Linked DNA regions of Homo sapiens: regions 1 and 2 are each linked to region 3. A link is a loop called in an ENCODE intact Hi-C map of the cell type or tissue named here. Cell type or tissue: PC-9. All regions are shown on one strand.

The links. Hi-C counts contacts between places; a loop is a spot of excess contacts. Peaks named below come from ENCODE experiments on the same cell type or tissue, not always from the same donor. Only the 100,000 strongest peaks of a DNase experiment are listed, where the experiment ranks them.
Region 1: it touches region 3 in a loop (4-fold over the local background); 4 of 110 quality-filtered maps call a loop at or near these places.
Region 2: it touches region 3 in a loop (2.8-fold over the local background); 9 of 110 quality-filtered maps call a loop at or near these places.

What each region holds. Positions count from the first base shown.
Region 1 is chr3:197,183,642-197,191,641 of GRCh38, reverse strand. The region is part of intron 5 of DLG1 (discs large MAGUK scaffold protein 1); the gene reads left to right. Among named protein-coding and RNA genes, the nearest start is that of MIR4797, 110 kb to the left of the region's middle. In PC-9, CTCF peaks have their summits at 4,270 and 4,469 (motif pointing right); a DNase peak (open chromatin) is centred at 4,481; H3K27ac peaks cover 1,604 bases.
Region 2 is chr3:196,532,981-196,540,980 of GRCh38, reverse strand. It overlaps the pseudogene RPS29P3. Among named protein-coding and RNA genes, the nearest start is that of SMCO1, 22 kb to the right of the region's middle. RefSeq lists an enhancer at 7,235-7,848. In PC-9, a CTCF peak has its summit at 3,464 (motif pointing left); a DNase peak (open chromatin) is centred at 3,150.
Region 3 is chr3:196,604,780-196,612,779 of GRCh38, reverse strand. No RefSeq gene overlaps it. Among named protein-coding and RNA genes, the nearest start is that of LINC01063, 24 kb to the left of the region's middle. In PC-9, CTCF peaks have their summits at 3,117 and 3,321 (motif pointing left); a DNase peak (open chromatin) is centred at 3,259; H3K27ac peaks cover 953 bases.

The sequences.
Region 1 (8,000 bases), 580 kb before region 3:
ATCTAATTTATTTATTATTTTTGTCCAAAAACACTCCCAGGATATGTATAATTTTTTTATTTCTGATGTTTTGAATTTCCGGTCATCCTTATTGTTACAAACCAACCAAAGCCAATTTGCACATGGCCAACTCTGGTCTTTTGGTAGGTATTTTAGTAGTTATTTTGGTGTGTTTGCAGATTATGACACAAGCAGACATTTAAACAGTGAGCCAGCATGCATATTTTATGTAGCCTATTCTTTAAATCTCATGAAACCTCAGCTTTCCGTTGTTGCCTAAAATGCTCATTCTAAGCAGATAAAACAATGTTCCAGACACAAGATTTTGTTTACCCAGAGTCTCCAGATGTCTTAGGGATTAAACCTAAGGTGTTATCCCTAAGGGTTTAGGCCTCTCCAGAGTCTTCCGTTTCCCTTATGCAAGGGTGTATTATGTCTCTAAATTAATTCAAAAAATTCACATAACTGGGATGCTATGGATTTCACCAGTGAAATCCCATTTTGCTGATTAATAAGCCACTACCTTCATCAGTGAAAACCTACTTCATTATAATTGGGAAGACTTTTTGTGTAAATCAAAGATTAATATGACAAAACCCCCCTTTCTGTTGTTGTTTTGTTTTGTTTTGTTTGAGTTGAAGTCTCGCTCTGTCGCCCAGGCTGGAGTGCAGTGGCGCGATCTCGGCTCACTGCAAGCTCCGCCTCCCGGGTTCACGCCATTCTCCTGCCCCAGCCTCCCGAGTAGCTGGGACTACAGGCGCCCGCCACCACGCCTGGCTAATATTTTGTATTTTTAGTAGAGACGGGGTTTCACCGTGTTAGCCAGGATGGTCTCGATCTCCTGACCTCGTGATCCGCCCGCCTCGGCCTCCCACAGTGCTGGGATTACAGGCGGGAGCCACCGCGCCCGGCCGACAAAACCCTTTTAGCAGCCATCTCCGTATATGATTCTTGTAATTAAATGCAAGGTGATCAATCTTGGGATGTGAATTGGAACGCAGACTGGCCTTTGGGAGGTTTACAAGTTCTCCAGGTGTTTCTAATGTGCGGGCACAGTTGCGAAGCATTGTGCCACCACTATTACGGCTACTATAGTTGACCCTTGAACAACACGAGTTGGAACTGCACTGCTCCACTTATATGCGGATGAAACAAATGCAGATTTCAAACAAATGCAATCAAACATAAAAGTATTTGTAGGATGCAAAACCCAAGTATACAGAGGGCTGACTTCCTGTAAGTGCATAGCTGACTTCAGGACTTCAGTATGTGAGGATTTGGGTACAGTATGCGAGGATTCACGGGGGACTAGTCCTGGAACTAGTCCCCCGTGAATGCAAAGCTTGAGGTATTTTCCTGCACTACTGTGCTATCTGTGTTGAGCTATTAATATTTACAAGTAAACTTCTGACATCATTTGTCGAATCCTCCTTCTAGAGTGAGAGACTTAAATTGATAGTATTGAGAGAGAAAGCATTCATACTTTAAGATTTTCACTGCTTTCTTAATCTGATTCATTTCTTCCTTAATTTTCTGACCATAAGAGATGAGAAGTCAGTTTTTTGGTATCTGCTTTAAATTGCTTTTTCTTTACATATACTTGCTTTTTGTTTATTCTGACAATGATAAAGGATTATGTCCCTCACAGCTTTTTAAAGAAATATTTTATAGAGGCTTAAAGGAGTATGTTATTAATTAAAGTGTCCTTTATCATCAGTTCTAAGACTTACCTTTTCCACATTTACCATTTCTGAAATTGGTGGAAATCTTGCAGTTGCTGGCATTTTGTCATGGCCTTATCTGAGTGGCGATCTTTGTGTAGTCATATGTAAACCTTTCCTGACACGTTTTGTTAAGATCAAGAAAGTACCAGCATGCTTTCCTGAGTCTTAGGATATTATGATAATCATTCAGCTGGTTCTATGAGAAGCGTCTGAAAACCTGGCCATCTTTGTGGGCCATTCTCTTGCTCTGCCTTGTTCATCTTGTTCTCTTTTGTTAGGTATTAACAGGATCAGTCTCTGAAACAATTATAAACCATCCTCTGGGGTTCTTAAGTGAAACCACTAGTCCCCTTTCCCTCACTAGTCCCCTTTCCCTCACTTTGGTTTGCTGGCTGTCTGATTCATATTTGCAAACTGAGTAGATAAGGATTTTCAATCCCAGCAGAAAAAAATTGTGTGTATTCTCTATCATTTGTTTCTAAATCACACTTTAATATGTTAATGTTTTTTCCTATTGTAAACTTGTTAAACATATTTTCTTGTATATTTCCTGTGTAATATGATGTATCAAGTTTTTAAAAATTTAAACTTTAAAAACTTTAAACTTGATACATAATATTGCCTGATATATTTGCACCATAATTTGATGACCATGTCAGCTCTCAGATATCTGTTATCTCTATTTTTATTAGGTTTTGTAAAGAAACCTGCAATGAGTAATCTTTGGACATGAAAAGTATTTAGTTTCTTTCCTTTGGATGGATTACCAGAAGTCAGATTACTGAGTCAGAAGAATATGAACGTTTCTCAAGTTCTTGAAACTTTCTGACAGATTGTATTCTGATAGAATTGTAATTTAAGAATGATTAAGACTGTTTCGTTTGGGGAATTTCTACCTGCTTCCCCTCTTTCATTCCTAGGTTACTGTGGCAGATGCCACGTAAAATAATTATTTGAGGGGTGTAATAGATTTGGAGCAGGTGAGCATTATAGCAGAGTAGGTAGGGTTCCTTTAACTTTTTGTTAGAAAACCGGAATTGAAGGAAAACAACCCTTATTTTGACATAAGAAGGCAAGCTTTAATGCTTTTTCATCTTAATTTTTAAAAAACCAGAATGTTATAAGAAGCTCAACAATTTATTTAAAATACAGTGTCAAGTATTAGACTAGTAGTCTCTTTTTTAAAATAAAAGCTAATATAGAGAGCTTTTCCTCTTTTATAGTATTGTGGTTTGGAGTGAACAGCTGTTACGCTGCATGTAGAAGTCAGTATATGAATTATTATTTTATAATTTGAAAAAGTATCTTAGAATTAACAGTGGTTTGCTGAGTAGATTGTAAATTAGGCACAGCTTTAGTCTTCACAATTCTAATAAAAGCTAATGGTAAAAATAAAATTTAATAGATGCTTTAAAAATCAACTGCTAGGATATTAGTTGTGTCAAGCAATACATGCATTTAGCAAACAGTTATTAAACATCTGTGCTAGTAACTGTGTTAGACATCAGTGATTAGTATTTTTTTACGGAAAGATAGTTAACACAGTATGATGTGACATGAAAGAGGGAGAAATTAAATTCTTGGAGTTTTCTGAAAAAAGCAAGTTGACATTTGCATAAAGTGTTGAAGGATGTGTAAGATGCCAAGTCAGAGGAGGAGGCCGTTACTGGGGTAAATAAATACAGTGGAAGGGTGACAATCACAAGAAACTGTAGAAATGCAGGAAGGTTTATGTTATTATTGCTGATACTTAGGGTGCATGTTAGGAAATGAGGGCAAAATCTAAAAGACCTGTATGATGAATGTTCTTATGAAAGGTTTGCCACCATGAAACATGCCGTGAATTAATCTATTAGATTATTGTGGTGGTGGTGGTGGTGGTAGTGGATGGTGGTGGCTCTCCTTACTGGAATAATGAGTAAAGTAAGATAGTGATTGGGTTACTTTATTCAGGGCTTGGCATAAAGATAATTATGATTTTATAATTTAAGACTCTGAAAGGGATACTTTCTTGCCAGTGTTGGGAAGAATATCAAGAAAGAAATAGGGGATATAATAGTTTTTTAAAAATCTTAATGTCGAAGAGAAGGACACAGTGGGTAAATTTTGGGGTTATGTAAGAGTAGTGTCAAGGTTCTAAAACTGAAAATGAGCTGAGAATTAGGAAAAATTGTTAGAACAGTAAATCGAACAAATAAAAACCTCAGCCTTTTCCCAAAAAGTTTGAAATGTACATGAAGCAACAGGGAGGACAGTAGGAGTATTATTGAGTGTATGGGAGGATGCAGTGATCATTGAAGAAACAAGTAATTTATATTTGGTTTTTGTCTTCAATGGCAAGGAAAATTATGCTCAAACTATTGTATACAAAGTAAACATTACTAAGAGGGACTTGAAATCAAACAGAAAAAACAGGGTCAATGAGCAGATAATTGTGCTAAATAAGTATATTTCCTAGCATTTTATTTCATCCAGTAGTATTGAGAATATAATGAAATCACTAGCAGCTCTTAGTAGTTTTTAAAAAATTGTAAGAAATGGGAGTGGCAGAAAAATGGACACAAGCAAATATAAGCCTTTTGAACCAAATGCTAGAGGAATAGAAGTTTTCCTGTTTCTAGTATATAATGAGCAGTTTTTGAAATCAACTTTATCTTTACATCTCTGGAACATATAGAAACATGATTGAATTTTATCATGGACCTGGTATACTAAGGTGAGCATATAGTTTGCATGCACTGACCACTAGATGGTGCTCATACAGAAGGGATTTTGTATGTGTGACATTGAGGGTTTTCTAGATAAATAGCAAATCTGTGTTCTTGTCACTCTTCTCAGTCTTGTCTTATCTCAATACAGTTGTATGTTTTGAAATTTAATAGCCCACATTAGAAAAGAGTAATAAAAATGCCTGTTATATTGCATTTACGTTACATTAGCTTTGTAGTTACTTTGGGTTTTTGGTGGGTTTTTTTTGTACTTTAGAGTTTCAGTATTGCTTTTCCTCTTGTCCTTTACCTTTTTACATTTTTCACTAAGATTATTTAGTAAACTGGGCATGGTGGTAACCTCAGCTACGTGGGTGGCTGAGGCAGGAGCATGGATTGAGCCAAGGAGTTCAAGACCAGCCTGGGCAACGTAGTGAGACTCCGTCTCAAAAACAAACAAATAAAAGATTATTTAGTATTTGCCTTTGTTTCTGTACCTAAAGACTGCTGGGTTTGTGACTTTAGAAACGTACACAAATAATTGAGAGCCTATCCAGTATAAATTTTTAACTTTTTATTACCATTTAATATTGTAAATATTCCTCATAGTCATAAATTTTTCATAATCATGTTTTGAATTACATAGTAATCCACTGAACTAATCGTATTTAGTTTACTAACTTAAGCTTTCTCTATTGTTTAGGCTAGAATTCTATAGATTATATTATCACTCTGAAAAAGAAAACACATTACGGAAAAAAGAATATTCTTTGTATATCATATTAAGATGTTAATAGTGATTCCTTTTGGTGGTTTAGATTGCATACCATCTTTTCATCCATTATTTTAAATAGGTTTTCCAGGTTTTTCTTTAATGAACTTAAATTTGGTTTTAATGGAGTTTTTATCTTTCATCTCTGCTGTGTAATGAGAGAGGATATTCTAAAGCAAAGAACAGTTGGTTGCCTTCCGCCTTCCACCTCCCAGTCTAATCTCATGTGAAACCCCTCTTGTGATTTAGGTATAGATTTTTTGTGTGCATATACTGACTACTGGCCAATGGATGAGGTGTTCCTAGATTTTTGTAGGTCATGTAACAGGACATTTTCATAAAGAAGTCTTTCCCAAAACTTGAAGTTGTTTTCTTGATGTGAATGGATTTGGATAGGAAATTTGCATCAAGAAGTATTTCTTCCCTGTACATTGGGGAAATATGGGAGGCAGTGATCTGTCAACTTTAGATTGTACCCTAAGTTCTTTGGCTCTGTAGGGTAAATAGATGCACACTAAGAGCCTACCATTGACCCCTAAGTTCTCTGGCTCTGTAGGATAAATAGATGCTCACTAAGAGCCTACTATTGTATGTCTTTTGGTACTGTTTACAGTTTGAGGTAGGAGATTTGCATTCAACAGTTGTATTCAGTATCTTCATCCATACTAATTCAGAATAACAGAACCCATATCAGTTTTCTCCTCCCCTTGAAGTTTTCATCAGACATGGATCAAGGCACATATTTTAGGGCCAGACCAATTACCGTAGCATTTATATAAACCACACTAATCAGGTCTTTACTAGGTACCTGGTCCATAACAAAACTTGAATTTTTTTCTGGGAGGTTTCATTTTTTCCTTCACAAGAGGATTCTTAGTTACCTGTCCGCCCTTAGTATTTTCTTACATTCTCTACTCCGAATTAGATAGGATCACTCTGGGGCCATAAATTGTCAGCTACTGCCGGCACAGTCCTTGGGAAGAAGCACCAAACTTTCTGGTATAATCTCTGTCACAAAATATCTTGCCCTCAAGAGTCCCACATGGCTCTCACCCTTACTGAGCACATGTTCACTTCTCAGCAGACGCATCATAGAGACAGCATTAGCATGTTTTCTTGCGGAGTCAAGATTTGCAGTGGACCTCAACATTGTAGTTTGACAAAAGGCTGCATCCAGTTGGTGCTGGTAAGCACGTAGACAAGGAAGATTCTGTCAGTCCACATCCGAAAAAATATCCATGGCTGAGGTTGGGACTTACGATATGCTCTTATCAGCTTAAAAATTAGATTATTCAACCAATAGTAAATTATCAAGTAGCGTTTTTGTTCACATATTGTTTTAAAATGACCATTGTTGTAATTACTAATATAGCACAGTGTTAAGAGGGCTTGCTTGGGAGTTTGTGGTTCTCAAACTTGAAGGTACTTAAGAGTCACTTGGGAAGCATTTTAAACATAAAAATTCCCAGGTTCCCCCTGCCCGTAAACATTTTGATGGGGAGAGGATACACCAATCTGCATATATAACTAGCGCCCCAGGCAATTCTCAGGCGAACTATTATGTTAACCTAAATATTAGATGTTAGAATATGTTCCTTTAGCAATCAGGTGATAGTATTTGGTGAACCAGAGTGGTATTTATGTAGAGTTGGATAAAACACATTTCACTGATTATAAAACGAAAAATTTACCAGCGTTAATTCTTTCTCATTTTTAGAAATTTATGACCTTGTAATATGAATGTTTATAAAATACTAGAGAGATGATGCTGATAATTTCTTGAAAGTTCTTTTTTATCATAAAGGTTCCAGAAGCAAAATACTTGTTTTAGTAATTAATCTACCTTGAGACCCAGTTGTTAATCATTAAAAACCAATACATTACATAAAATGATAAAGGAAAATCCATTTGTAATGAAGCGCTATCGTTAGATAGTCAGAGTTTAATGTAGGCAGCACCTTTGAACAACTTAGAGCCAGTGCCAGATAATGTGTAAGATCTGCCTGGTGTAGAAATTTGGATATGAATGACAAAGATTCTTTTAGTGAAATCATTTTAACAGTCAGAACTATTTGCAGAGAGAATCCTCTTATATGTTTTAATTCAGTTCATATTTATAATTTATATAAGCAGTGAAGGTGCCATTGGATTTTACTACAGACTGTGGTTGAAACTTGGTAATCCAGGGTTTTTCCACGCAGTGCATTAAATCAGGCAGCCCCACAGGGTCTTGGTAGTCCAGTGTTTATAGCATCCTTCTTTACCTGCTAATCGACCTCACTTCCTGGATTTCAATCCATCTAGTTATCAGCTAACAAAAGAACAGCTTTTGGTTCCTGCAGACGCTGGTGAAAAAATAATCATGAGAAAGAAATCCACCTTATGTCGTCTTTTTTGTCTGCAAAAATAAACTCAGCCATCATACAGCTAACAGGTACAGAGGGAAGATACGAGCTCTTTCATAGGAAGAAATCACTGAGAAAATGAGCATCATTTCTCAAGGTTTTTATTTTCACTGATCTACAAGTGATGCTGCTGTAATTGTAGCTGCAGTTTTTACCGATCATTCACCACTCAGCAGCTGGTAGAGAAGTAAGCCTGCTTGGCAACCACCTGCAGGGCTGCAGAGATGAATTACATTTTCGGAAACAACACACTTCTATACTCTCGCGGCAGTCGAGGAGGCAATACTAGCTCTAGCCATGGCTCAGCAGGCCCAAAGCAGAAACACTGGGCAAAAAAGGGCTCGTCAGATGAACTGCAAGCTGAGCCAGAACCTTCACGCTGGCAGCAGAT
Region 2 (8,000 bases), 72 kb after region 3:
ACAGAGTCTCACTCTGTCACCCAGGCTGGAGTGCAGTGGTGCGATCTCAGTTTACTGCAAGCTCTGCCTCCCGGGTTCACGCCATTCTTCTGCCTCAGCCTCCCGAGTAGCTGGGACTACAGGCGCCCGCCAGCATGCCCAGCTAATTTTTGAATCTTTAGTAGAGACGGGGTTTCACCGTGTTAGCCAGGATGGTCTTGATCTCCTGACCTCATGATCCGCCCGCCTTGGCCTCCCAAAGTGCTGGGATTACAGGCATCAGCCACCGCACCCGGCCTTTTTCTTTTTTCTTTTTTTTCGAGATGGAGTTTCACTTTTGTTGCCCAGGCTGGAGTGCAATGGTGCGATCTCAGCTCACTGTAACCTCCACCTCCCAGGTTCAAGCGATTCTCCTGCCTCAGCCTTCCAAGTAGCTGGGATTACAGGCGCGCACCACCATGCCTGGCTAATTTTTTGTATTTTTAGTAGAGATGGGGTTTCAGCACGTTGGCCAGGCTGGTCTCGAACTCCTGACCTCAAGTGATCCACCCACCTCGGTCTCCCAAAGGGCTGGGATTACAGGTGTGAGCCACCAAATTTTCATATTTTTATTAGAGACGGTCTCATCATGTTGACCATGCTGATCTCGAACTCCTGACCTCAAATGATCCACCCGCCTCGGTCTCCAAAAGTGCTGGGATTATAGATGTGAGCCGCCATGCCCGGCCTAAAATAAGGATTTTTAAAATTAGGCTTCACAACTTAAATTAATACTTTTTCCATCTTTTCTTTGTCTCGTTTGAAGTTATGATGTTAGAAATAGTAATACAGGCCGGGTGTGGTTGCTCACGCCTGTAATCCCAGCACTTTTGGAGGCCTAGGTGGGTGGATCACCTGAGGTCAGGAGTTTGAGACCAGCCTGGCCAACATGATGAAACCCTGTCTCTACTAAAAATACAAAAATTAGCCAGGCGTGGTGGTGCACACCTGTAATCCCAGCTACTCAGGAGGCTGAGGCAGGAGAATTGCTTGAACCTGGGAGGCGAAGGTTGCAATGAGCTGAGACCACGCCATTGTACTCCAGCCTGGGTGACAAGAGTGAAACTCCGTCTCAAAAAAAAAGAAATAATAATACAAGCTGGGCATGGTGGCACATGCCTGTAGTCCCAGCTACTCAGGAGGCTGAGGCTGGAGGATGACTTAAGCCCAGGAGTTTGAGACTAGCCAGAGTTTGAACTGGGCATGTGTTCAACAGAAACACCTTGACTGGTTTCTCAGCAGACACAGTCCCCCCAGAGTTAACAGTCACTCAAAACAAGGGCCAATAACCTCTTTCCCCAGTGTTCCACCATCAGTTCTCTATTCATCACGGTGGTAGGAGAAGTGACGGAAGAATGTATCTTCCATAACATATCATAGAGTATCTTCGGTTTGAAAACAAACAACATCTAAAATTTTTAAAATAAATGACAGGTATATATATTCAGATTTTTTTCATCTAAAATTTATAAACTGAGAATGCATAAACCAAGTGATGGGTGTAATTCAATTAGAGAAAAATTTTATGATTGAGTCATTTCTCTGCCCAAGGTAGTATCAACTTGCCAAATGCAAAAGAACCTGCTGTAAAGCAGCTTTGTGAAATCTATGATGTGAGAGATGACTTAGCTTCAACAAAGCAGCATCAGCCATCATAGTATGTTAATGCTGTCAATTTAACTTTATTACTTGTAATTTGTTTTGTATTTAATACGTAGGTTTGTTTTGCTCTTATAGTTGCATAAGAGCTATAAGCATAAGAAATTTACACCTGGCCGGGCGCGGTGGCTCACGCCTGTAATCCCAGCACTTTGAGAGGCTGAGGTGGGCGGATCACGGGGTGAGGAGTTTGAAACCAGCCTGGCCAACATGGTGAAACCCCGTCTCTACTAAAAATACAAAAATTAGCTGGGCGTGGTGGCGGGCGCCTGTAATCCCAGCTACTCAGGAGGCTGAGGCAGGAGAATCGTTTGAACCCTAGAGGCAGAGGTTGCAGTGAGCCAAGATTGCGCCACTGCACTCCAGCCTGGGCGACAGGGCAAGACTCCATCTCAAAAAAAAAAAAAAAGAAAAGAAATTTACACCTGATATTGGGTTTAGACATATTTAAGCAGCATTATGCTAAAAACAATTTTAGTATAATAATTGTAATCGATCTTGAAAGTGTAATAATTTTTTCTTTTAGAAGGTGTACAGTGCTCATAGCCTTGATACGGTGGCTCACTCCTGTAATCCTAGCACTTTGGGAGACCAAGGCAGGCAGATCGCTTGACTTCAGGAGTTTGAGACCGACCTAGACAACATGGCAAAAACCCTATCTCTACAAAAATACAAAAATTAGCCAGGCATTTAATTTCAGCTACTCAAGAGGCTGAGAGGTGGGAGGATCACTAGAGTCCAGGAGGTTGAGGTTGCAGTGAGCCGAGATCACACCACTGCGCTCCAGCCTGGGTGACAGAATGAGACCATGTCTCAAAAAAAAAAAAAAAAAAGAAATAAAGAAAGAAAGAAATATACAATACTCAGCCCAGTATGGTGTCTCACACCTGTAATCTCAGCACTCTGAGAGGCTGAGACTGGAGGATCGCTTGAGCCCAGGAGTTCAAGGCTGCAGTGAGCTATGACTGTGCCACTGTATTCCAACCTGGACAAGACAAGGAGACCCTGTCGGAGAAGGAGGAGGAGAAGGAGGAGGAGGAGGAGGAGGAAGAAGGAGGAGGAGGAGGAGACACAATACTCCAGCTTGAGTTCATAGACTTGTAGATAGTGTCCTAAAAATTCTCTTGAGGGGCCTGTAGGATTTCGAGACCAGGACTTGGTCAATGGTGATACTGGGAAATGTGGAGAAGGTAGAAAGGTTAGAACTCAGTTTGCTGCAGAAGCAGTTATTCTGATGGAGCACAAGGATTTTTCAGTCTAAATTCTAAGGTAGCCAGGTAGAAAAGCTAGTGAAATTATCAGTAAGAGATATTGGAGTGGAAAATGGAGCCCAGGTTTCTGGCCTCAGTGACTGGGTGGATCCCGATTTCATAATCCAGGTGGGGAGCACAAGACGGTGAGCAAGTTTGACTACTCAGACCTTATCCGCCTTGACTGGCTCTGACTAGCCGTTTGGGTGACATGACCACCAGTTCTCCAAATAGCACGTCGCTTCTGGTATTAGTCAGGATTCTTGCTGGCATGTGACAGAACCCACCGGAGAGGCCGGGCTGTTTGGAAAAGGCTGTTTGCCTTCCTCTTACCAGAGTAAGGCAGAGGAGGCACTGGGCAGAACTCTTTCTCCTTCTCCTAAATGTCTTACTCTTAGATTTGCTCTTTTTAAAATAACATACTCTAATTTTCTGCTTGGTGTTCCTTGTCTTTTATAGAGAGGTGTTATATGTAGGGTTCTGAGAATTTTAAATTTTCCCTTCCTGAATTGCTCTGTAAAGGTTCAGCGCCCCCTAGCGACACAATCCACAATTTTCCTAGGTGGGCCGATTGATGATTGATTGATTGATTGATTGATTTTCTTTTTTTTAGAGGGAGTCTCGCTCTGTCGCCCAGGTTGGAGTGCAGTGGTGCGATCTCGGTTCACCGCAACCTCTGCCTCCCGGGTTCAAGAAATTCTCCCGCCTCAGCCTCCCCAGTAGCTGGGATTACAGACGCCCGCCACCACACCCAGCTGATTGTTGCATTTTTAATAGAGACGGGGGTTTTACCATGTTGACCAGGCTGGTCTCGAACTCCTGACCTCAGGTGATCCACCCACCTCGGCCTCCCAAAATGCTGGGATTACAGGCGTCAGCCACCGCGCCCCGCCCAGAGATTTTGATATCCTTAATAATCAATTAACTTGACTAGTCACCACCTGAACTTTTTCCATTTTTTTCTTTTCTATGTAAGTTGGGCAATCATACATATCTTTTATCAACTGTATTTCTTGTTAATAAACACTTTATGGCTCTAAGGAACCATTATTATTTCAGTATTCAAATTTAAAATTTTTTTGCCCAAGTAGATTTCTTTACAATCAATCTATTTTAAATTTCCAGGGCTGAGCACATTGGCTCATGCCTGTAATCCCAGCACTTTGGGAGGACGAGGCGGGCAGATAACTTGAGACCAGGAGTTCAAAACCAGCCTGGCCAACATGGTGAAACCCCATCTCTTTTTTTTTTTTTTTTTTTTGGGTTTTTCAAATGTTTATTTTATGTACAAAGAATGATCATGGTTTTTCATTGAGTAGATGCCTTGGATAACCCTTTGAAGGAAGATCATTTAGTCCAACTTAATGAAACCGACATCCTTCGCGTACTGACGGAAACACTGGCGGCGCATATTGAGGCCATATTTCCGGATCAGACCGTGCCGGTTTGAGCAGACGCGACAAGAGCGAGAACCCTGGCCGAATTTTCGCGCGTGGCTCCAGTACAGCTGCTGGTGACCCATCTTGCTCTCAGGAGTGCAACGAGGTAAAAGGGGAACCCCGTCTCTTCTAAACATACAAAAATTCCCCGGGCGTGGTGGCTCACGCCTGTAATCCCAGCTACTCAGGCGGCTGAGGCAGGACAATCGCTTGAATCCAGGAGGCAGAGGTTGCAGCGAGCCAAGATCGCGCCACTGCACACCAGCCTAGGCTACAAAGCGAGACTCTGTCTCAAAAAAAGAAAAAAATAATTTCAAAAGTTTAAAAATTATTTTCCAAAAAATGTTATTTCCCAGGGTCATGGCATCCTTGTTTATGTTTATGAAACATCATTCATCTCTACTATCCCACTGTGTATTCCCATTGTCTCTTCCCATCATTGACTGTGGCCACTTCCCTCAAAGCTACGTCTTCTGAGACCAGTGGTTCATAACCCTGGTTGCAAATCAGATTCACCTTTGTTGATCTGAAAACTATCTAGGCCGGGCACAGTGGCTTACTGCCTGTAATCCCAACACTTTGGGAGGCTGAGGCTGGTGGATCACTTGAGGTCAGGAGTTCGAGACCAGCCTGGCCAGCATGGTGAAACCCCGTTGTCTGTACTAAAAGTAAAAAAATTAGCCAGGCCTGGTGGCTGGCGCCTGTAATCCCAGCTACTCAAGAGGCTGAGGGAGGTGAAACACTTGAACCAGGAAGCAGAGGTTGCAGTGAGCCAAGATCATGCCACTGTGCTCCAGCCTGGGTAACAGAGCAAGACCCTGTCTCAAAAAAAAAAAAAAAAAAAAATTAAAAAATAAAAATAAAATTAAAACTATCTAGATGTCTGGATCCTATCTGTCAAAAAACTGATTCAATACCAATTACAGAATGAGTTTAATAGGTTACAGTATCATTTAGCATGTTGCAAATCAACTTATCCTTCCAGAATACTAACAAAATCTGTATGAAATATTTTTTAAAATGAATATGTGCACTTATCAGAATGGTTAATATAAAAAATAGTGACAATACTAAATGCTGGTGAGTATGTGGAGAAACTGAGTCACTCCTACATTGGTGGTGGGAACGCACAGTGGTACAGCTACTCTGGAAAACAGTTTGGCAGTTTCTTACAAAACTAACCATGCTACTACCGTATTACCCATATTATCTGGCAATTGCACTCCTGGGCATTTATTCCAGAAAAATATTGGACACATATTTATAGCAGCTTTATTTGTGATAGCTCAAAACTGGAATAAGCCAGATTCCTTCCACAGGTAAATGGTTAAACAAATTACAGTACACCCATACTATAGAATACTACTCAGAATTAAAAGAATCAAACTTAGCTTAGCTTTTTGTTTGTTTGAGACAGAGTCTCACTCTGTTGCCCAGACTGGAGTGCAGTGGCATGATCTTGGCTCACTGCAACCTCTGCCTCCTGGGTTCAAGCGATTCTCCTGCCTTAGCCTCCTGAGTAGCTGGGATTACAGGCGCGTGCCACCATGCCGGGCTAATTCTTTGTATTTTTAGTAGAGACGGGGTTTCACCGTGTTAGCCAGGATGGTATAGATCTCCTTGACCTCGTGATCCTCCCGCCTCGTCCTCCCAAAGTGCTGGGATTACAGGCGTGAGCCACTGCACTCAGCCTATAATATCCTCTTAGCTTTTTGTCATCTGTTTACATGTATAATGATGTCCCCTTCTTCAATCCTGTTATTGGTTATCTGTGACTTCTCTTATTTATTAATCTTGTCAGGAGTTTTTCAGTATCAATAACCTTTTCAAAGAACCATTTAAAAATTGTTTATTTATTTATTTGGAGAGATGATCTCACCCAATTGCCAAGGCTGAAGTGCAGTGGCACAATCATAGCTCACTGCAGCCTCAGACTCCCGGGCTCAAGTGATCCTCCTACTTCAGCCTCTCAGGTAGCTGGGACTACAGGTGCACACTGCCTCACCTGGCTAATTTTTAATTTTTTGCAGAGATGGGATCTCCCTACGTTGCCCAGACTGGTCTCAAACTCTTGGCCTCAAGTGATCCTCCAACCTCAGCCTCCCAAACTGCTGGGATTACAGGCTCAACCCACCATGCCTCGCCTAAATTTATTTTTTAATGACAAAAAATATATATATTTATGGTACATAACATGATGTTTTGAAATATGTTTACATGTGGAGTGGCCAAATCAAGCTTGCTACCATATACATTATCTCACAAAAAAAGTCTGCTTTTAAAAAAATGCAACCCTCAAGTGGAACCAGAAAAGACATTTTATTTCTTTAGATATGTGGTCTTGGTAGGTTGCCCATGCCAAGCTCAAGTGATCCTCCTGCCTCAGCCTCCCAAGTAGTTGATACCACAGGCACACGCCACCATGCCCAGCTTCTTACCATTTTTTTTTTTGCGATGAATTGTTGCGGGAACTCAGGGACCCTGAACGGAGGGACCAGCTGAAGCCACGGCAGAAGAACATAAATTGTGAGGATTTCATGGACATTTATTAGTTCCCCAAATTAATACTTTTATAATTTCTTACGCCTGTCTTTACTGCAGTCTCTGAACATAAATTGTGAAGATTTCATGGACATGTATCACTTCCCCAGTCAAGACTCATAATTTCCTGTGCCTGTTTGTACTTTAATCTCTTAATCCCGTCATCTTCGTAAACTGAGGATGTATGTCACCTCAGGACCCTGTGATGATTGCGTTAACTGCACAAATTGTTTGTAAAACGTGTGTTTGAACAATATGAAATCTGGGCACCCTGAAAAAGAACAGGATAACAGCGATGTTCAGGGAACAAGGGAGATAACCATAAGGTCTGACTGCCTGCGGGGCCGGGCAGAACAGCGTCATATCTTTCTTATTGCAGAAAACGAGTAGGAGAAATATGGCTGCATTCTTTTCCCAGCAAGGAATCACCCTGGGAAGGGAACGCATTCCCGGTGGGGGGCATGGACGGCCGCTCTGGGGCTGTCTGCCTCATGCGGTTGAAGATAAGGGATGAAATAACGCCCTGCTCTCCTGCGGCGCCCCCAGGCTTGCTAGGATTAGGAAATTCCAGCCTGGCGAATTGTAGTCAGACCAGTTCTCTGCTCTTGAACCCTGTTTCCTGTTAAGATATTTATCAATGACAACGCGTGCACAGTGGGACGTGAAACCTCATCAGTAATTCTAATTTCGCCCTGGCCTTGTGAGCTTGCTCTGCCCTTATGCCCTTGTGATCTTTTATTGCCATTTGAATGAAGCGTGTGATCTCTGTGACCCACTCCCTATTCATACCCCCTCCCCTTTTGAAATTCCTAATAAAAACCTGCTGGTTTTGCGGCTCAGGTGGGTATCACAGAACCTGCCGACACGTGATGTCACCCCCGGAGGCCCAGCTGTAAAATTTCTCTCTCTTGTACTCTTTCTCTTTTTTTCTCAGACCAGCTGACACTTAGGGAAAATAGAAAAGAACCTACGTTGAAATATTGGGGGCTGGTTCCCCCAATAATGAACACACTTAAGAACTATTCTCTTAGCAAATTTCAAGTATACAATACAGTATTATTAACTATAATCACTGTGCTGTGTATTAGATCTC
Region 3 (8,000 bases):
GCAAGGAAAGGGCCCACGATGGCATTGTTCTCACCTTTTCCTTCCTGCTTAGACCCCTTCCTGACTCCCTCTGGTTGAGTTTCTGAGAAACTCATGCCTCTACCAAGAGACCTCCCCGGGAGGGCTTAGCCTGGAGACTCAGGTATGGAAAGGGCTGTCCCAAGGAAAAGTGAGGCCAGTGGAAGAACACTGGAGGAGGGAGGTTTCAGATGGATAAAAGGCAAAACAGAGCTGGTTTCTTAGGGGAAGCAGTAAAATTTCCATGCCTGGAAGGGTCAAGCACAGGCTGGAAGGCTTGTTGGGAGTGACTGAGTGGGGAGGGAGGCTGGCCTTGGAGACTTCTACAGCGCCTTTCAGCCTCAGACACCAGGACCCAGAAGAAGGGTAGGTGAGGCTAGAGATGGTAAGAATGAGACAGAGAGGCGGAAAGCGAGGCCGGGGCCAGGCACTGACCGAGCTGGGACTCGAGCTGTTTCTCTCATCTCTGCCTTCCCTCCCTGGAACCTGCTTTGTGGTGCTGCTTCCTGTCTCCTACAATCTGGAGAAGTCAATTTCCTGTGGTAGCTGATTTCATTTGATAAGAAAAGGGAGGGTAGGTCAAACGAAGCCATTGCAGGGACTGTCCTTGAAAAGAAACAGAAGCTCAGTCTTGGCACGTCCTCCTCCCATCCTGACCATTCTAAAAGGAGGGAGATTTAGGAGAGAAGCCACAAGCCAAATGATCATAAGATTTGTTTTGAACTTTGCAAATACTATATTTAAAGCCAACAAAAAATAGTGACCAGCATATTTCCTAGCTCCAGGCAGAGCAGAACAATGCAGTTCAGGTCAATAGACGGGACCCTAGGGCCTGTTTGTGCTGGGTTTGGACAGGATATAAAGATGAATAGACTACCCTCAAAGCATTTTCAACCCTCAATTGCAGCCAAAAGGCTAAAAAGAAGAACTCGCTGTAAAACATCCTTAGTCCTGAATTACCTGGAAAGAATATAGAATCTCCTTGGAAACATTTAACATATATTCTTTCTGATCCTCTTAGTGTGGTTTCGATGTAGCCTTACCTGAGGGGCAAAAACAAAAACAAAAAAACACCTAAAACCAATGACCCATTGGCGTCTCATTCAGACCTAGGATTCTAGAGATACATCTCCCTATTAGTCTCTCTTGGCCCCAGGGAAAGAAAGAAGCCACCTTCCCTGACAAGGGGCTAGGAGCCAAATCCCTAGAAATAAATCCACCTGGTTCTGTGCTGTCTTTCCTCTCAATGGCCCTGGACCCCTCAAGAGTTCAATTTGAAAGACGTACAACTATTATGTATCCGTAATAATTAAAGATAAGAAATTTTTGGCCTGGCCTGGTGGCTCATGCCTGTAATCCCAGCACTTTGGGAGGCTGAGGCAAGGAGGATGGCTTGAGGCCAGGAATTCAAGACCAGCCTGGGCAACATAGAGAGACCATATCTCTAAAAATAAATTAAAATAAATTTTAAAAGATGTTTTTAAGCCAACTTGTCCCAACACCTAATCCTTTGGCTGAAATTCAAGCAACATGCCCATGAGACAAGGGCCAAAGTGCTCTTGAAAAAGAGCTAGTAATGATAAATAATGTTTTAAAAACACTCCACCATAAATGCAAACTTTTCACATTATTATCTTACTTGAGTATCTCACGTCTGTGAGGTATTTATTTTTATTATATTTTAGAGACAAGGCGCCACTCTGTCACCATACTAGAGTCTAGTGGCACGATCACAGCTCACTGCAGCCTCCACCTTCTGGGCTCAAGGGATCCTCCTGCCTCAGCCTCCCAAGTAGCTAGGATTACAGGCATGCACCACTATGCCCAGCTAATTCTTATTTTTTGTGGAGATGGGGTCTTACTTTGTTGCCCAGGCTGGTCTCAAACTCCTGGCCTCAAGCAATCCTCCAGCCTTGGCCTCCCAAAGTGTTGAGATTACAGGCATGAGCCACTGCGCCCGTCCTCTGTGAGATATTTATGAAAGGCATTATTAATACCCATTTATAGATAACAAAACTGAGGGCCGGGCGTGGTGGCTCACGCCTGTAATCCCAGCACTTTGGGAGGCCGAGGCGGGCAGATCACGAGGTCAGGAGATCGAGACCATCCTGGCTAACACGGTGAAACCCCGTCTCTACTAGAAATACAAAAAAATTAGCCGGGCATGGTGGTGGGCACCTGTAGTCCCAGCTACTCGGGAGGCTGAGGCAGGAGAATGGCATGAACCCGGGAGGTGGAGCTTGCAGTAAGCTGAGATCACGCCACTGCACTCCAGCCTGGGCAACAGAGTGAGACTCTGTCTCAGAAAAAAAAAAGAAAAGAAAACTGAGGCCCAGAGAAGGCAAGTGACTTGCCCAAAATTAACTATGTGACCTCTAACCTAGTTCAACCACGCCCAAGATGATAAACTCCCATGTACATGTTTGTCACCTTGGCCATGGTGGGACTAGGTTAGAGGTCACACAGTTACCACGCTGCCTCTACTGTGGTACACCTAGATACCGAGATAGTATAAGGGCATTGTAACAGTGGATTTCAGGGAGAAGCAGTGAGAAGGTCCTAGGATCACATTTTTGGGGATTTCTGCAAAACTACCCCTCATTACAGTGTTTTGATCCCCAGCCCCCCAGGTCCTACCCCCAGGCATTCCTTCTCCACATGCCATGCGGGTGTGGACAAAGCTATAGACCAGATTGCAGGTGGGTGTCTATGTTCTCATCCAGTCTAGCAAGTGAGTGGGGAACATAGAGATGTGTAAGAAATTGTGAGAGGCCTTTGCCTTCCGGGTGATGATAGTCTTGGAGATCAGTGTGATGCCTCTGGGGTAGGTGAGGAACTGGGGGAGCCAACCAGCTTTTCCCTTCCCTTATGCTGTGTTTCTTATTTCCAGAAATATTCTTATTACTAGAAGGTGATTATTTGGCCAGACCTATACTCCTGACCATTGGGAAAAAAATGGGAAAATGTTGGACATGAAGGAAGGGAAAGAGAAGAGTGAGAGAAACTAGAACATTTATGGCCGAAGCAGAGGATAAGAAATTAGGAAAAAGCAAAGAAAAAAAAGCCAGGTCCTCAATAGTATTGAGTGCATCTTCCTCCTTCCAAAATAAACGGCTGCCAGCTTTAGAGAAAACATATTTGTGGCTCAACTCACCACAGGTGCGGGTTTGACTCTGAAGTGGGACTGAGGAACTAGTTTACTTTTTCCATTCCATGTGTTTCCTCATGCAAGCTCCTCCCCACAGGGCACCCCTTGGCACCCCACCCTCCCCTGGGCACCTGACATGTGCCGCTGCTGCCCCCTGCTGGGAGAACACTGTTGGATCCCGGGGAGAGGGACTCCTTTCAGAGTGGCCACATCAGGGGCAGGAGAGGAGGGGACTTTGAAGGGTAAGTGATAAAACAGAGCATTTAAATATAGCCAGACACTAAAATCTTTTCACAAAATGTCTGAAACGTCTGGCTTATAATCAGCATACAGGCCTGTGAAAAGGGGTCAAGGAAGTATAAGGTGGTTGGGTACCCACCTGAGATGGAAGCCTTTTAATGAGGCCTAGACTACCCATCTCCTCCCTTTGGTATATCTGAAGCATTTTAGCCTTCTTAAAGCACAATGTTTATTAAGTGGTAAAAAAATTATTCAAAGACTACATGGCTAAGATAATAAGCTTCATACTCTTCGACAACTGTTTTCTTCCCTTTTATTCCAAAGTCCACAAACTGACCCCAACTTACCTCTTTATTTCTGTCTCCCACTATTCTTCCTTGCACAGGCTGTGACCTATGTTGTCTTCTACCAACTCCCCCTGCACACACACTTATAGCTCTATAAATAACACACATTATAACAAAGTTATGAAACAAGAACTAACAAAAATGAAACAAGAACAGGTAAATATTTTTAAAGCCAATAACCTCATCATTGTATTTTTTATTCTTTGAATTCTGTGCTGTGTGCCTATGTTTCATATTCAAAAATAGTAAATTCATTAGTTTATTTTTAAATGAGAAAAAAATGGGTTAGAAATCTTACGAACATGACATATGTTTAATGACTTTTAAAATCTAATAGAATAAACTCCATACTGAGCACAAAGAGAAAATTTGTGAATTAACACAAGACAGAGCAGTAAACACGATAAAGACATTTTTTCAAGTAAAAAATATGTGACATCAGCTAGGCAATCGAGACAATACATTGGGTCTCTAATATATCCCCTTTTAAAAGCCTCAGAAGAAAATAACAGTAAAGGAGAAATGATTGAACAGATTATAGTTCATGTGAATATCCACATGTAAGAGAATGAAGTTGAATTCCTACCTCACACCATAAACAAAAAAATAATTCTAAATTCTCATAGACCTAAATGTGAGAGATCAAACTGTAAAACCCTTTGAAGAAAACAAAGGAGTAAATCTTTGTGACTTTGAACTAGACAATGGTTTCTTAGATATGAAACCAAAAGCCCAAGTGACAAAAGAAGTAAATAAATTGGACTTCAACTCAACAATAAAAAGACAAATTACGCATTTTTTATTTTAGTTTATTTTATTTTTTATTTTTGAGACAGAGTCTCAATCTGTCACCCAGGCTGGAGTGCAGTGGTGCAATCTCAGTTCACTGCAACCTCTGCCTCCCAGGCTCAAGCAATTCTTGTGCCTCAGCCTCCCAAGTAACTGGGATTACAAGTGTGTACCACCATGCCCAGCTAATTTTTTAAATATTTTTAGTAGAGACGGGGTTTCATCATGTTGCTCGGGCTGGTCTTGAACTCCTGAGCTCAGGCAATCTGCTCACCTCGACTTCCCAAAGTGCTAGGATTACAGGCATGAGCCACTCCACCCGGCCAAATTACTCATTTTTTAAATGGGCAAAGGATCTGTACACAAACAACTTAGATGCCTGTGAGGAAAGCATGCTTAGTTCCTACTCCTAAGATTTCCATTCATTTCAAGGACCTCTATTGGTGTGATAGTCTCAGTCTCTCTGCCTCTTTACTCATTCTGCTCCTTGGAGGACAGAGTGATGTTAAATAGTAAATTTAGGAAGAATAATCTGGATATGTTAGTTCTGCTTTTCTTTTTGGGGAGCAAACTGCTGGCGGTGTTTTATATATATATATATATGTTTATCAAATTGTTTGTATATTTGTTGCCTTGATCTACTAAACACTCAGCTAACAGACCTAAAGCTACGTCCTCTAACCTGGTCGCTACCAGCAATAAAGATAATATTTTGGCCTCTACAGGGGCCAAACCCAAGCAGAGAACCCTATCTTTTTATTGGATCTTCAAAGACAATATTGAATGACATAAAAGATGATGAAGATATGCTACAGTCATGGATGAGAATGCATTTCATCATAAAGATACCAATTCTTCCCAAGTCTATTGATTCAACATGCATATTGATTTATATTTTCAATTTTCAATAAAAATCCCAACAGAACTTCCAGGTGACTTCACAAGGTACGTTCTAAAATCTATATAGAAGAGTAAAGGGCCAAGAATAACCAAAACAATTTTTTAAAACCAAAAGTTTGAGGGAATTGCTCTTTCAAAATGAAGACTGGGGCTGGGCACCCTGGCTTATGCTTGTAATCCCAGCACTTTGGGAGGCCAAGGCAGGCGGATTGCGTGAGCCCAGGAGTTCAAGACCACCCTGGGCAATGTGGTGAAACCCTGTCTGTACAAAAAAATGCAAAAAAATTAGCCAGCATAGTGGTGTGTGCATGTAGTCCCAGCTACTTGGGAGGCTGAGGTGGGAGGATCACTTGAGCCAAGGAGTTCAAGATCAGGAGTTGGGCCCAGGAGACAGAGGCTGCGGTGAGCCGTGATCACAGGGCTCATGCCTGTAATCCCAGCCTACGATCCCAGGAAGATCACTTGAGATCTGGAATACGAGCTCAGCCTTGGCAACATAGTGAGACTCCAGCCCTAGAAAAAAGCTTATTTAAAACATTATAAAAGATCTATAAAAAGGATTGACCAGGTGTCATGGTGCACACCTGAAGTCCCAGCTACTAGGGAGGCTGAGATGGGAGGATTTCTTGAGCCCAAGAGTTCAAGGGTACAGTGAGCTATGGCCATGCCACTGTACCACAGCCTGGGTGACAGACCAAGACCGTGACTCTAAAACAAAACAAAAACCCTAAGATTGATTATAAAGTGAGAACAACTAAGAGTGTATAGTACTAGCCTATGTGTAGACAAAGAGGCCAAAAGAATCAGACAGTCCAGGAGCTGGCCCATGTATATGTACATATGGAAACTTGATATGTGACAGAGGAGGCACTGTAAATCAATGGAAGCATAAGCTATTCAATAAATAGGAGCAGGATACAATATTAACAGTATGTATTTAATAATGAAATTTCTACTTTCTCCATAACAAAAATAAATTCTAGATAGATTAAAAACCTATATTAAAAATGTTTTAAAGACTATTTCTCCTTTTGTTTTACAGATATGGACAGAAGCCTCAAAATACCTTTTATGCCTTTCATGGCCCATGATGCAAACTTGTCACGATGTTGTCAACTAATACAAGCCCTGGGTCGGAAAGCCTGTTTAATAAATCGCCAGGGCCAGAGGTGTAATGCAGAGGGATAAACAAGTTTGTTAAGTGGATGACCCTTGTGAGTCTTTTTTCAGGTAACCTAGCAATAAGCTGGCTCTTCAGGGAGGGCCACAAACCCCCTCATGTATAAACTGTCTGGATTATTGGGTTGTTTCTAACATTATTTCTTAGGCCAGAAAGGCTGAAACCTGAATTGCAAAGACACCTTGGTCAGATGATCTCTGATTCCTCCATAATTCTTTTTTTTTTTTTTGGAGACAGAGTCTTGCTCTGTTGCCCAGGCTGGAGTGCATTGGTGTGATCTCGGCTCACTGCGAGCTCTGCCTCCCAGGTACAAGCAGTTCTCCTGCCTCAGCCTCCCGAGTGGCTGGGATTACAGGTGCCCACCACCACGCATGAATAATTTTTGTATTTTTAGTAGAGACGGGGTTTCACCATGTTGGCCAGACTGGTCTTGAACTCCTGACTTCAGGTGATCCACCTGCCTCAGCCTCCCAAAGTGTTGGGATTACAGGCGTGAGCCACGGCGCCTGCCCTCCATAATACTTTATAAATGCGTGAGACAACAAGGAATTTTATATTCCCTCTCTTGTACAGAACACATGATGTGTCCAGCTATGCCTAGCCTAAGCACTCTTCCCCATGAAATGGTGAGAATCTTGGGCACTATATGCATCCCCTCACACCTGCAGGTTGAAACATACCTGTACCATGTGTTATTTTTGCTGCTTGCCCTCGTCCCTTGCTTGATAAACAGAAATATTGATGGTGATGAACAATGAGGCAATATCTAACAAAGGCGGAGATGAGCATAAGCCAGAACTTGAGAATGCCGCTTCTCATAATGTATATTCTAGAGACTAGAGCACATACATACAGAATTCATTCCAGCTTTGTTTGTAATCACAAATTGGAAACAACCTAAATGGTCGTGAACAGAAGAATTGATAGACGGTAGTATGTTGGTGAAATGGAATACTGTACGGCAGCGGTCCCCAACCTTTCTGGCACTAGGGACCCGTTTCCTGGAAGACCATTTTTTCATGGACTGGGGGTGGGGGATGGTTTGGGATGATTCAAGTGCATCACATTTATTGTGCACTTTATTTCTATTATTATTACGTTGTAAGATATAATGAAATAATTATACAACTCAGCATAATGTAGAATCAGTGGAGCCCTGCACTTGTTTTCCTGCAACTAGACGGTTCCATCTGGGGATGATGGGAAACACTGATGGATCATCAGGCATTAGATTCTCATAGGGAGCATGCAGCCTAGATCCCTCATATGCTCAGTTCACAATAGGGTTCACATAGCTATGAGTATCTAGTGCCGGCGCTGATCGGACAGGAGGCGGAGCTCAAGCAGTAATGCGAGTGATGGGGAGCGGCTGTCAATA